Regions from separate parts of the Homo sapiens genome. Here region 1 is linked to region 2. A link is a contact called in ENCODE Hi-C or POLR2A ChIA-PET data. All regions are on one chromosome and are shown on one strand. Each heading gives the region's core, a stretch centred on a gene start or an enhancer-like site at or near the end of the contact. The rest is flanking DNA. Distances are from core to core; before and after follow the strand shown. Region 1 overlaps MTHFD2L (methylenetetrahydrofolate dehydrogenase (NADP+ dependent) 2 like). Region 2 holds the start of MTHFD2L (methylenetetrahydrofolate dehydrogenase (NADP+ dependent) 2 like).

Region 1 (6,286 bases), core at 959-3,458, 73 kb after region 2:
GACAAGGAAGACTCAAGCCTATATAAAATAAACAAGACAGGAGCCAGGAGGTACTCAAGCTTTAGGTGTGGTGGGTGTTGAGGCTGTCCCACAAGCATCCCGCTGAGGGTATTTTCTTACCACCAGAGGGCGCCAGTCAGGTGAGCAGCTACTTCAGATGTAGCCAAGTTGGCCATACACCATGCTAATACTAGTTAGAAGACATTTTAAACAAAGACAGTGGGAAGAAGTCCTGTTCCTTGCTTTTTTATTTCACCTTTAATGCCTCTTACTAAATACAAAAGTATGTTGAATGTAGAAGACAGATTTGTATGTAGTTCTGCAGTCTTCTTGAAGAAATAAATATTTAGCCAATGGGAAATTTAGGGGAAGAAAATTGAGAATTTATAAGAAACAACTAAAGATTGCTACATTTCCAGTTAATTAATAATCACCTGGAGAAGTTAGGGATAAAACATGTAGGCATTTATAAATTATAGAAAGAATGTGAGTGAATATAAAAAATAAATCCCATATAACCAGACAATAGGAATAAAGTATTGCCAGAATGACCATATCATGCATTGTGTGTGGGAACTAAACAAATACAAATAGCAGTGGGTATTTAAAGGAAATAGTGATCTAATGGCAGAGGTAGCCAGAACGGGGAGGGCTAGATCACTGTCATAATGAGAATGTCAGCATATATGGAAACAACCTCATCTAGGAGAACTCAGGGTAGAAGGAGGAGGATTGCGTGATATATATCAGAAAGAATGATAATGTCTGAGAGATGAGAGTGAAGAATGTGGTAATGAAATCTTGACACAAGCTTGAAGAAAGTAAAAGAGGAAATCCTGTGTGAAGATCCTGAGACATGAATATTAGCTTATTTAATATTAATGTCATCCCTCCAGTTTCTCATAGTACTACTCCTACTGGCTTATATATCACTCACCTTTTTAAAATTGCCCCCAAAATTGAGATTTAGACTCAGTTAGAAGCTTAGATCTGCAGAATCAGACCCTGTCACACTATGCAATTAGAAGTAAGTAGCTTCAAGTCCCTACTCAAAGCCAAATCTCTGAGTTCACAGAGAGAGTTAACAAGTTTCTAGAGTACTTTAATGTACCATGGTTATAGCACATAGTACCTGTTTATAGTTGTTATCTTCATTAGACTACAGCAGGTAAAGGCGTGGTATTTTTTTTTAAGCTTGCTAGGTAAGTGCTTAGAACAATATCTAACACATAGTGGTTGCCCAGTAAATGTGAGCTGTGTTGATTTTGAGATTATAACTACAATAAGAACTTTTTCAAATTGATACATATTTAGCCGATATAATCTAATTTTTTAAGATGGAATTATTCTAGTTGTTGGATTTACACACTGTAGCATTATTTTTGGGAACTACCAAATTATTCCAGTTTGTCATCATAAAGTAGTTGCTAAAGCAATAAAAAGTGAAATATTTATTCATGAAAGAGTAGTTCATGTCATTAAGTGTATGAATGGAGTGATTTAGGTGTAAATGTTAAGATTAAGAAATGATGGGAAAGGTGGCCGGGTGCAGTGGCTTACATCTGTAATCCTAGCACTTTGGGAGGCTCAGGTGGGTGGATCACCTGTGGTCAGGAGTTTGAGACCAGCCTGTCCAACATGGTGAAACCCTGTCTCTACTAAAAATACAAAAATTAGCCAGGTGTGGTGGTGGGTGCCTGTAATCCCAGCTACTCAAGAGGCTGAGGCAGGAGAATCACTTGAACCCGGGAGGCGGAGGTTGCAGTGAGCCGAGATCACACCACTGCACTCCAGCCTGGGCAACAGAGCAAGACTCTGTCTCAGAAAAAAAAAAAAAAGAAAAAAGAAAAAAAGAAATTATGGGAAAGGTGAAGAAAGAGTAAGGAGACTATTACATCTAAAGAACAGTAAGAGTACTGGATGGTTGAAAGGGGAGGAGCAGTTTAGGGAAAGGCTAAATCAGCTTTGCACAAGCTACTGATAAAGAAGGGAAAGCTAGCCAGTATCAATTCTAAGATCATGTTGGAGATCATTGGGCTTTCTCGTATCTGCTTTAAGGAAACTGTAGGCTATCCTAAGTCTGTAAAATTCTAGGAATCTTCATTATTCAGCAGGATAGGCAAGTTTTTTTAGACATTGTCCACATTACCCTCCACCCATCTGAGTAAACTCTGAAACTATATTCAGGAAATGAGCTGCTGAGTCAATGCCACTTGCATGTCAAGCTCTGGATGCAGTGTCACGGTGGTGAAAGCTGGCATTTTTGGCCACTAAGCCATCCCTTCCAGCATGACGAATGAACCTTCACAGTTGTAACTTTAGAGTGTCTATTGCAACACTTTTAATGACAGATACCATGATATAAAACAGGATAAATGGGCAATTTAGTAACTCAGAATATTCATACTTACTTGTCATAAAGTACAAAGTGACCAACGAATTTCCTTTCACCACTTCTCCAATCATATTATCAAGTCTTAGAAACACTCCCATCAAACATTATCCTAGGGCTCAATAGGGTTTTCCCCCGGGTGTATTTCCTCCTCCTTGAAACAGGGTTCGTAATTTTCAGGAAACCAGGACATGGAGAAGTTCCAAGGGGTGGGGCAAGGAAATAGCTCCACCATCCCCACAGCTCATGCAACCCGGGAGTACAACTTGCTCACTTACGGCCCTGAGTGCTTCCTGAGTGATGCCAGCACATTTCATGGCTTCACTCATACTATAGTCCTTTCCATATCTCATTTCTTATTTGTTATTGTCCAGCTTGTCCTCTTTTGCTAGCCTCTGCTACTCCACTTAAGGGTTCCTTCCCTCCTTCCTAAAAGTTGTCATTATTTTCATGGTACAGAGTAGTGAAAATGCACAGGCCTTTCTAAAGTAAGAATTCCAGGATTTAAATTCCAGCTCTGAGACTTGCTGATTGTGAGCTTGGTCTCATTTCTGAATCTCAATCTGTTCATTGATGTGATTTAAATGATAATAATAAAAGTAACCTTTCATAGCGATGTCTACTTTATATTTTTGATCTTAACTATGCTGATCTAAGTAGAATTTCCCATATCTAAAATGATGCCTTTTACTTATTGAAAGGCATTTTAGTGTGGTTTATGTGTAATACCAAATAAAGAATATTTAACACTTCTCAAAAAAAAACCTTTTGCATAGTGTAATCAAGCTAGCCAATCCATGTAAAGAGCATAGCACAGTGCCCAGTATATTGCAAATATTCAATAAGTGTTATGTGTTAATGTATTCTATGTTAGGCATTGCATGTGAATATTTAAACAATTTAGAAATGATAAATCAGTTGATTATTAAGCTACAACTTAGCATAACTAAAAGAATATACTTCTTGGTTGCTTTTGATACTAATACAGTATCAGAGTAGAGTAGTTCTTATAAGCATAAATAAATTAAGAAGTGACTTACACATGAGGGACCAACTTTATGGAAACTTTATTTTTATACTTAAGATGTATGCCTTCTCAGGATGACATCAGCACTTGTTCATAGATGTGTATTATGTTGTTCCCTGGATGAATTCCTTATTGCCTCTCCCTCCTTTGGAACAACCTGACTTTGAGAGGGGAGATAGGGAAGGCCGAGGCACTTAGATGAAAGGGATTTTTTTCTCTCAGGCCTTTATCCACCGTCCCAGTCTCCCTCTCTCTCTGTTTCTACCTCATCTTCCCACCTCAGGCTATTCTGGCCCTCACAACCCATGCCCAAAGCCTAAGTTACTAAGTAAGCAAAGCTTCCCTGGCCTGCAGTGAGCTTTGTCAATACCTGAGAGGGCAGCCTGACTACTGATATTTTTCTTGGTGTCAGTAATACATCCTTACTGCAAAAACTTAGAAAACTTGGACAATAGAGAGGGAGGGAAAGAACCTTAATCCCAACCAAAGTGAAATAAGGTAAACAATTTGATGTTTGACCTTGTACTGTTTTATATTTATACATAGATCTAAATATTTAAACAATTCTTTTGCCTTGTATATACTATTTGTATTTAGCAGCTCTACACCATGTACGTGCTTCTTCATAAAATGCTTTCTTCCAAAACAGACTTCTAATGACTCTATAGTATTGAGTGCTATGGATATACTAAATTTTATTTATTCAGTTCTTGACTATTGGACATTTAGATAGTTCCCTGAGTTTTACTGTTATGAATAATGCAGCAAACAGCTGTAAACATCTTAGATTATTTGCATCGTAACCCATAATATTTATCGTATTGGTCTTAAGTTTATTTTCTTAGTAATTATTACTTATATTCTAAAAACAAATGAACATTTAAGCTTGGTGTATAATAAAGGCTTACACGTGTGTTTAATATTAAAGCATATTTCATACCTTACCTGTGCATTTATGTAAAGTTTTAACAGAGAGAGGAGATAGCTGTGTCTCGTTTGTAACCCATTCTCCAGGCCTGTTACCATTACCAATCAGTATACTATGAAGCTTTAGATCCTTATCTTTCCACAAGAGAAGATAGAAGCCTAGTGTGTGGGGAAGGGGACTCAAATATGAAGTGGGGTGTAGTATCAAAAGAAACGTGGTCTTTAAAGTAAAGAGGGTTTGGTTTTAAATTCAATTTTAACTTTAAAAATCACATCTAACTCTCTGGGCTTTATTTTCAGCTATCGCAAAATGGAGGTAGTAATACTAGTGTTTATAAACTGTCATGAGAATTACATCCTTAGCACATAATGGCTACTAAGTGAAGGTAGTTTCCCTTCCCTTCATTCTCCTATTGTGTGGTGAGCTCCTATTGTGTGGTGAGCCAATCACTAAAATTACAACATGTTTTAAATGAAAATATATGAAAATTTATTATCTATTATGAAAAGACTTTAACTTTCTAATACTTTGGTAATATAGACTGTACAAAAACATGTACAAACTTTTATATGTTTCCTTGCTCGTTAGCCTCAAATAAGCAAAAACATTTTTCCAAGATCGATCACCTCAGAACCATCACAAAGTTTTATTTTTTTTTCTTCATTTGACTGAGACCCTTGTGTTTTTCTCCTCAACTTGTTCTAATTACAGGGACTTTTGAAAAGGGGGAATCTTTTCATCTCTAGGTTTTTTCAATCTATGGTATTAGTACATGGTTAGCTGAGGTTGATTTTTTTTCTTTTGAGGCTCTTCTCTCAACACATATATATGTACTATTTCTGATTTTTCATGAGTAAAACAAGCATTGATAGCAATATCCAAAAAAGCTTCAGTAAAGAACAATTTATATCAAAGATCTTTCTTCACTGTGGAGAATCACAGACTTCCTTGGAAATATACTTTAGATGGTCAAATGATACATCATTTAAACTTAATTCTATTTGGGTCCATGCATGTATATCATGGGCTTGGGAAGAAGTGAGGTTCTTCCTTTCAAGTTATGTCTGTAGCCTTTGATATTATCACTTTGTTATATTTTTATGTCCAGGTCTTTAAAAGGTTTATGTTAGGAAATACTTAAATATACCCAAAAGTGTATAAGAATAATGTTAATTAAAACGTTAACACTTATGTTATCAATACCTAAATTTGACAGATGTGAATATTATGTATATTTTCAATCTACCTGTTTTATATTTCTATAACTTGCTTTGTTTTGACTAATGCTATGACTTTCAAGTTTGCCCATGCTAATAGATGTAGCACTATTTCTATAATACTCAATTGCTGAGTATCCATTTTCTGTTGATGAATATGTATGCTATTTCCAATATATTGCTATTATGAACAGTTCTGTAATGTTTAAGTTTATACATATTTTCTTGGAGACTCATTCATTCATCCATCCAGCAAACACTAATTTTGCCACTGGTACATATTAAGCCATATAGCAGGCATTAGAAAAATATATATATATAAACTTGGTTCAGCTCTTGAGAAGTCCAGACACTAGTGGAGGAGAAAGATGTGCAAACAAATTAGTGTAATACAGCTTGCTAGTGCAATATTAGATACATGTATGTATGTATATGTACATGTCTATCTGTTTAGAAAAGGAGACAGTGTGTGTGTGTGTGTGTGTGTGTTTACGTGTGTAAGAGACACAGATAGATTGAAAAATAAAAACAGAGAGAGAGAGCATCATTGGAGAGGAAGTAATAGCTCTTTTCCTCTGACTCTGAAAAGTACATGAATGAGTCGGGTTTCATCCCACAGAATGAACAGAAATTCACTAGGCAGAATAAAAGGCAATGAGACTTCTGGCAGCTTAGAGCTATAAAATGCTATGCATATAGCAAAGAAAATATTTACTCTTTCA
Region 2 (6,192 bases), core at 2,126-4,625:
TGTAGAATGACATTAGAAACCAATATCTGGGCTGAAGGTGTGCTTATTGCTTTCGGGTGTTGTTTTAGGCATTCTCAGCTGGCAAAGCAAATAAATATATGTATGTAAACTAACTCCTGAATATTCATACATCTATAAATATTTGTATATGTAACCATCTGTATTTGTATTAAGCTAAAACTGATGTTCCCAACTCTAATCCATTATCATATGGATTATTCTAGCCTCCTCCCATTGCTTATCTGTAAATTGCCACTCCAAAAATGAGGAACCTGGCTCCTATCATCCACTTCCATTTAAATAACTGTTTAATTCTGGTATACATGTATAGTCATATCAGAATTGGTAATGTAAATCAACAACTTTATTAACTAGAGCACAGTGCCTATGTGCAGTTTCTTCTATTGTTAGATTTTTAACCTTGCAATTCCAGTTATTTAGGTCAGCACCTTTTCCGCAGTCTTTCCCGTGAGATTGTTTCATATAAGTGTAATACAGTTAGATTATCTTGTCACAACCTTCATTCCTTCCTGGAAACCACCAACCTGCTAAATAATGTATTTTTTCCATTCCTCACAGCACATTTATTTCAGTAATTTTGTTATGTCGGTTCTTAGCATGAGTACAGTGTTACATGATTTTCATGCATATAATCACATCCAAAACAAGTTCTAAACTTTACACTGTAAACATTCTCATCATATGTAGAAATATTTTAATTGGTGTATTAAGTTTTGCTAACTGATCAAATTTGGAAGATATAAAATAATGTCTATTCTAAATTGTGTAGTGAGAATTGTTTGTTAATTACATTTCTACAATGTTAAATAAAGTAATAGGCAAATCTGTCCTGAAAGCATGTCAAACTTTAGGTAAAACATTAAAAAAGAAACAAATCTGTTAACAAATGAATGTCTGCAATAAAGAACATTAGATTTTTAAAATCTATTATCATACAAAAATATAAAGGGTAAATAGAATCTTTGTTGATAAAATATGAGGTAGCATGGATTCACCCCTTTATTGTCTGAGAAATGCAACAGGAGTAAAGAATATTTCCTTACCACAAATAATTTTCAGGATGATGTACATATTTCTTTTTGAAATACTTGTTTAAACAAATGTCCCTCCACTTTTTAGTACTGAAAAAGCCATTCCATGTGATTTAAAAAAAAAAAAAAACACTTTTACACATCTAGATAAAATGTGTAAAATGTTTGTATGTATTTAGAACATACAAACAAAATTTAATATCTTATTTTTCTATGCAAGTCTTGTGGAGAATAAACAGAGTCTTGATTCTGATAACACTGCAGAAAACATAATTTTCCAATGTGAATAATATTTTTTAATATGGTATACTTTGTTTCCCTCTTCCTGTTGTAAAGTTCTGTAGGTTTTGACAAATGCATAGTGTCACGTGTCTAACATTACAGTATCATACAAAATAGTTTCACTGTCCTAAAAACCCTCTGTGCTACACACTATTCAAACCTCCACCCTATCTTCTTAACCTTTGGCAACCACTGATCTTTTAACTGACTCTATAATTTTGCCTTTTATAGAATGCCATATAATAAAAATCATGCAGTATGTAGCCTTTTCAGACTACCTTCCTTCACTTATCAGTATGTATTTAAGATTCATCTACGTCTTTTTATGGCTTGGTAGCTTGCTCCTTTTCACTGATGAATAATATCCCATTGTATGAATATTTCACCGCTTATTTAAGAACATCTTGGTTTCTGGAGAATATGAATAAAGATGCTATAAACATTCATATGGTGGTTTATTGCAGACATATTTTAAAATCAGTTGGGTAAATACATAGGAACATGGTTGCTGGATTGCATGGTTAAATGATATTTAGCTTTGTAAGAATCTGCCAAACTGTCTTCCAAAGTGACTGAATCATTTTTTTATTCACCAACAATGAATGAGAGTTCCTGTTGCCACACATCCTTGCCAGCATTTCGTATTATCAATTTTTTGGACTTCAGCGGTTCTAATGGGAGTGTAGTGGTATCTCACTGTTGTTTTAATTTGTATTTCCTTAATGATAAATGATATTGAATATTTTTCCATTTTTTTTGACCTCTGTATGCCTTTTTTGGTGGGTGTTTTCAGATCTTTTGCTCACTTTTAACTGAGTTGCTTTTCTTTTTTCTTTAATTGTTGAGTTTCAAGAGTTCTTCGTATATTTTGGGTGTAAGTCTTGTAAAAATGTTTTGCGAATATTTTCTCCCAGTATGTGATTTGTTTCTTTATTAACAGTGTCTTTTGCATGGCAGAAGTTTAAATTGTTTTTTTCTTTTATGAATTGTGATTTAAGTGTTTTATCTAAAGTCTCATTGCCAAACCCAAGGTCACCTAGATTTTTTCCTGTATTTTCTTCTAGGCTGCTTATTTGTGTCAAATGGATTTAGATCAGCCAGGAAAGAGTAGGGTATCCCATTCTTATTGATATGATTTTAAAGAGCATATTTTCTGACAGTCTATGATTTTAAAAAACAAGTTTTCTCAGTAAAAGTGCAGCTATGAAAGACGTTGTTCTGACTCAACAGCAGCAGCCTGACCTTGGGAGAAAAGTTGTTTCCTGTTAACTTCCCAGCTGGTTTTATCTGTGACTGTTTTTTGTGTGTCTGTCTTAATTTGCAAAATGAATGGACAGTCTAATGTTTTACTTTTTCAGAGGGAGCAGATATTTTGCTTCCTCACCACACAAGCTCACCACACAATGCAGGGTTCTTAGCCTGCATCGACTTGATCATAACTCAGGAAAAGACAGATATTGGTCAATATTTCCTTCCAAAAGTGGAGATGATAAAGTAGAAGTATAGAAATCCTAAAGTCCAGACCTTCCTTGTTCAGCCAGGTTTTGCTCCTTCTCCACACACCTTTGTTCTTTTCTCCAACTTCCAAGGAATCTCACAAAGGAAGTGGGAAACAATGAACCTATTACTTCTTTCCTGCTTTAAATCCAATTCCACGTAGTCACGGAGACTGTTGGGCAGGATCTCTGGCTTGGTGGAAAGTGGGGCGTGCTGCCTAAAGTGATAGTTTGGAGGCCTTCTCTGTGCCGTCGCTATGGGAATGCCAGCTATATGTTGGCTGGGTGCGGGGCCCAGTCGCCAGGCCACACTGCACGCTTCCACATCCTCAGAGGGCCCGGGACTTGGGTCCTGGCCCCGCCCCCTGCGGACCCGGCACTCTGTCAGTTCCGTCCCCGGTCCTGGGAACCGCTCTTTACCCCACTCTGCGTGTCTGCCGGAACCTGGCTGGGAAGCGCTACTTGCTGCCCTGCCAGCCCGGGTGAGGGCGGAGCCAGGCCTCCAGCCGCGAGGACTGGAGTCGCGGGAGGTGGAGCCCCAGTCCGGAAGCCGGGGATCCGCGGCCATGACGGTGCCGGTCCGCGGCTTCTCGCTGCTCCGCGGCCGCCTTGGCCGAGCGCCGGCGTTGGGCAGAAGCACAGCACCCTCCGTAAGGGCACCGGGAGAGCCCGGGAGTGCGTTCCGGGGCTTTCGGAGCAGCGGTGTGAGGTACGAGGGCTGCGGGCGCCGGGTGCGGAGCCGCTGGCGGTGGGAGGTCGGCGGGGGCGCGGGCGGCGCTCGCGCGCGTGGGGCCCAAGGCTCGTGGGCGGCCGCGCGGCGGCGGGCTGGGTCGAGGACAGCCTTGTCTGTGAGGTGGCCTTGCCGGTCGCGCGGGCGAGTCGCAGTTGCCTCAGCTTGGGGAACGAAAACGTGCTCTGCTCTGGGCTCTCGCACCAGAATGTTCCATCTTTGCAGCAGGTGCACTTGATTTAGGAAGACATTTGAGGCACTAAGAAAAGGTAGTATAAAAACACGTGGTCGGCTTGGTCAAACATTTGTTTTTACTTTGGTTATTTTAGTGTTTCGTAAATAAAGGAGTAGGCGTTGTGCAGATGACTTACTAATGTTTGCGTTTCTGAATTCCTTTGTTAATAGTGTTGTCTAAGTCTTTTCCAACTCTAAAATTATTTATGGTTTCACAAAACCAAATATCAATCCAGATTTCTCAGTCTTTTCATGTATGGCTCTCCCTCCCTAAACCTCTGTCAGGTGATGAGACTTAGATTCATTACATGTCTTGGTTGCTGGCAAGAACCATGCAAATACAACAGGGTACGCACTCTTCTATCTTATGCTTTACCAGTCTTAGTTGCAAAATCCGTCTTAACAAGATGAAAATATATCTTCTTGACCCAGAGCTTGTGAGTCCAGAAGAGCCTCTGTTTTCAGACTTTCAGGGCTTCCAGAAATGCGCTTTCATTGCCATTTTACGTCCAAAATTGTGTCTCACTCGAGTTTTTGTATCCGCCAGTGCCCAGCACAATCCCTAGAAAAGCAATGACTGGTAACGTGGAAACTTAGATACTGTTTATTTAATTTAAATCAGTTAACTCCCTATTGTGTACATTTAGATCTTAGTCTCGAGTGTCTGAATTTAAAAATTACTTCCTATAGGATTTGCTTTGGACATAATTTCTTGTGACTAGGTCTTCCACAAGGATATGTGAGAAAATAACAGTGAATCAGAGTTGTGTAAGCTGTAGTAGGTTGGGTAAGAATGTTCCACTTAGTTTGGAACTACCAGCTAGATCTACTACCTAGGAAAAGCAGATTCTGTAGAATTCTATTTGTTTTAAAGAATTGAGGAAATTATTTGCCGTCACTCTAAATTACTTGTTTGTATCATTATTTTTTGAATTTCAGTTGTTTTAGGGGTGCTTTTCAGGGTGAGGATAACTTGTTTCAAATAGTACAACTTGATTAATTTCCCTGTCAGCTTGCTGTAAACAACTCCATCTCCCCATCTTCTCCATGACCTGCATACATTGAATGGAAGTCATTACAAACAACAGTTACAACCCCAAAATTTGGTTGTAGCCCCTTGCTTTGTACACACACACCAACTCATGTAGAATTCAAAACTTTTAAGTTACACATAATGACCTCTTTATAATTTAAAATAGTTGAGTGCAAAGGTTTTGGAAAGCTATTATCCCTATGCACTGTAAGAGTTACTAATTTCAGCCCGGCTGCTTTCAGTTCCACTTGATGCAGATTATAGTTATAAAAAAAGTAATATATTTTGATAGTTTTTATTTTTTAAAGAGGGCACTAGGCAAGTTAAGATAAGGCGGGGGTTTTGACGCCCTCTTTGTACTGAATACCATCTCTGAAGGTGAGGTTGGCCCCAAGGTTGAGAAACACCTGTGGACTGGTGGGTCTCGGGTGGGGAGGAATTCGGACAGTGTGTTGATGCTTATTGGTGTCTCTTTTCTCTTCTAGGACCAGCAGAGAGAAGAGATTCCATCTTCCAGAGGTTGCCACTGTCTGCCTCCCCACTTGTCCCCATCCACAGTCATCTTTTTTATATATATAATGACACATTAGTTGTCTAGTTCTTCATAGTTAATGTGGTTTAAGTCTGACATCTTTTCTTTTGCCATGAAATTTACACCTTAGTGTTATTCTCACTGAAAATTGCCTTTGAGTTTGATAAACTCTTATCCCAGTGATATTGACTGTTTTAAATTAACAGATTTATCACCATTTCTGAGCTGTGTAGGGCCTTAATTGAAAAAGTATCTTTGATTATTTTTTCACATTTTGGCCACATGCCTATAATAATGGAATATTTACAGTACTTTTTAGTGGAGAACTTTTTTAAGTAGAATTTCAATAATTAATGTTTGATGGAGTTTGGAAGTTACCGTATTTTGAAGTATCGTTTAACATTCTTCTCTCAATGAGTTTTCCTTTAAAATTTGCAGTGAATTTGTTTTCCTGTTTATGCATGAGAATTTAGGTCTTATTAATTGGGGGAAATTAATGTTAAAGTAATAAATAAGCCCTTGTTGCAGCTTATTGTTTCTTGAAATGAATTAACTATCCAGGCAAAAGGTTAAAAATGAAAAAAAAAGTCTTTGTAACTAAATTTTTCCCATTTTGTTGTGGTATTTGAGGAGTTTACAAATCAAAATGTCCTGGGTTAAAAGGCATCACATGAGTTTGTGCCCATTGCTTTTCAGTGTGAGGAGTCTGATAGCAGCCCATCCCATTTGGGTGGGAAGGTTATAGACCTTGCACATTAATGCCATGCTCAAAGCAGATTTGCAGGTATCCTGCAACACAGGGACTTTCACAAAACCCGCTTTGGCTTATTCTA

What was found. A loop is a pair of places that touch in the nucleus more often than their neighbours do. ChIA-PET counts read pairs that join two places held with the same protein, here RNA polymerase II (POLR2A). Pooled maps may share reads with other maps.
Region 1: a map of endothelial cell of umbilical vein shows a loop between it and region 2 (3-fold over the local background). The contact joins the enhancer-like site here to the promoter of MTHFD2L in region 2. A Hi-C loop is called at or near these places in 1 of 168 maps with a recorded cell type or tissue (endothelial cell of umbilical vein), 2 of 37 single-sample maps with no recorded cell type and 8 of 50 pooled maps. POLR2A ChIA-PET finds 5 or more read pairs at or near these places in 1 of 52 experiments (BJ).

The regions. Positions count from the first base shown.
Region 1 is chr4:74,228,768-74,235,053 of GRCh38, forward strand. All of the region lies in intron 6 of MTHFD2L (methylenetetrahydrofolate dehydrogenase (NADP+ dependent) 2 like), which reads left to right. Among named protein-coding and RNA genes, the nearest start is that of MTHFD2L, 74 kb to the left of the region's middle. RefSeq lists a silencer at 31-100. Within about 2 kb of position 2,209, at least 10 of the 41 ENCODE cell types and tissues checked have a DNase peak (open chromatin) inside an H3K27ac peak, as active enhancers do; they include endothelial cell of umbilical vein, where a contact is called at or near this core.
Region 2 is chr4:74,154,743-74,160,934 of GRCh38, forward strand. MTHFD2L (methylenetetrahydrofolate dehydrogenase (NADP+ dependent) 2 like) reads left to right here and starts at 3,376. Exons shown (of 8, transcript NM_001144978.3): 1 at 3,376-3,539. The coding sequence starts at 3,397. RefSeq lists enhancers at 2,515-3,273, 3,274-4,030.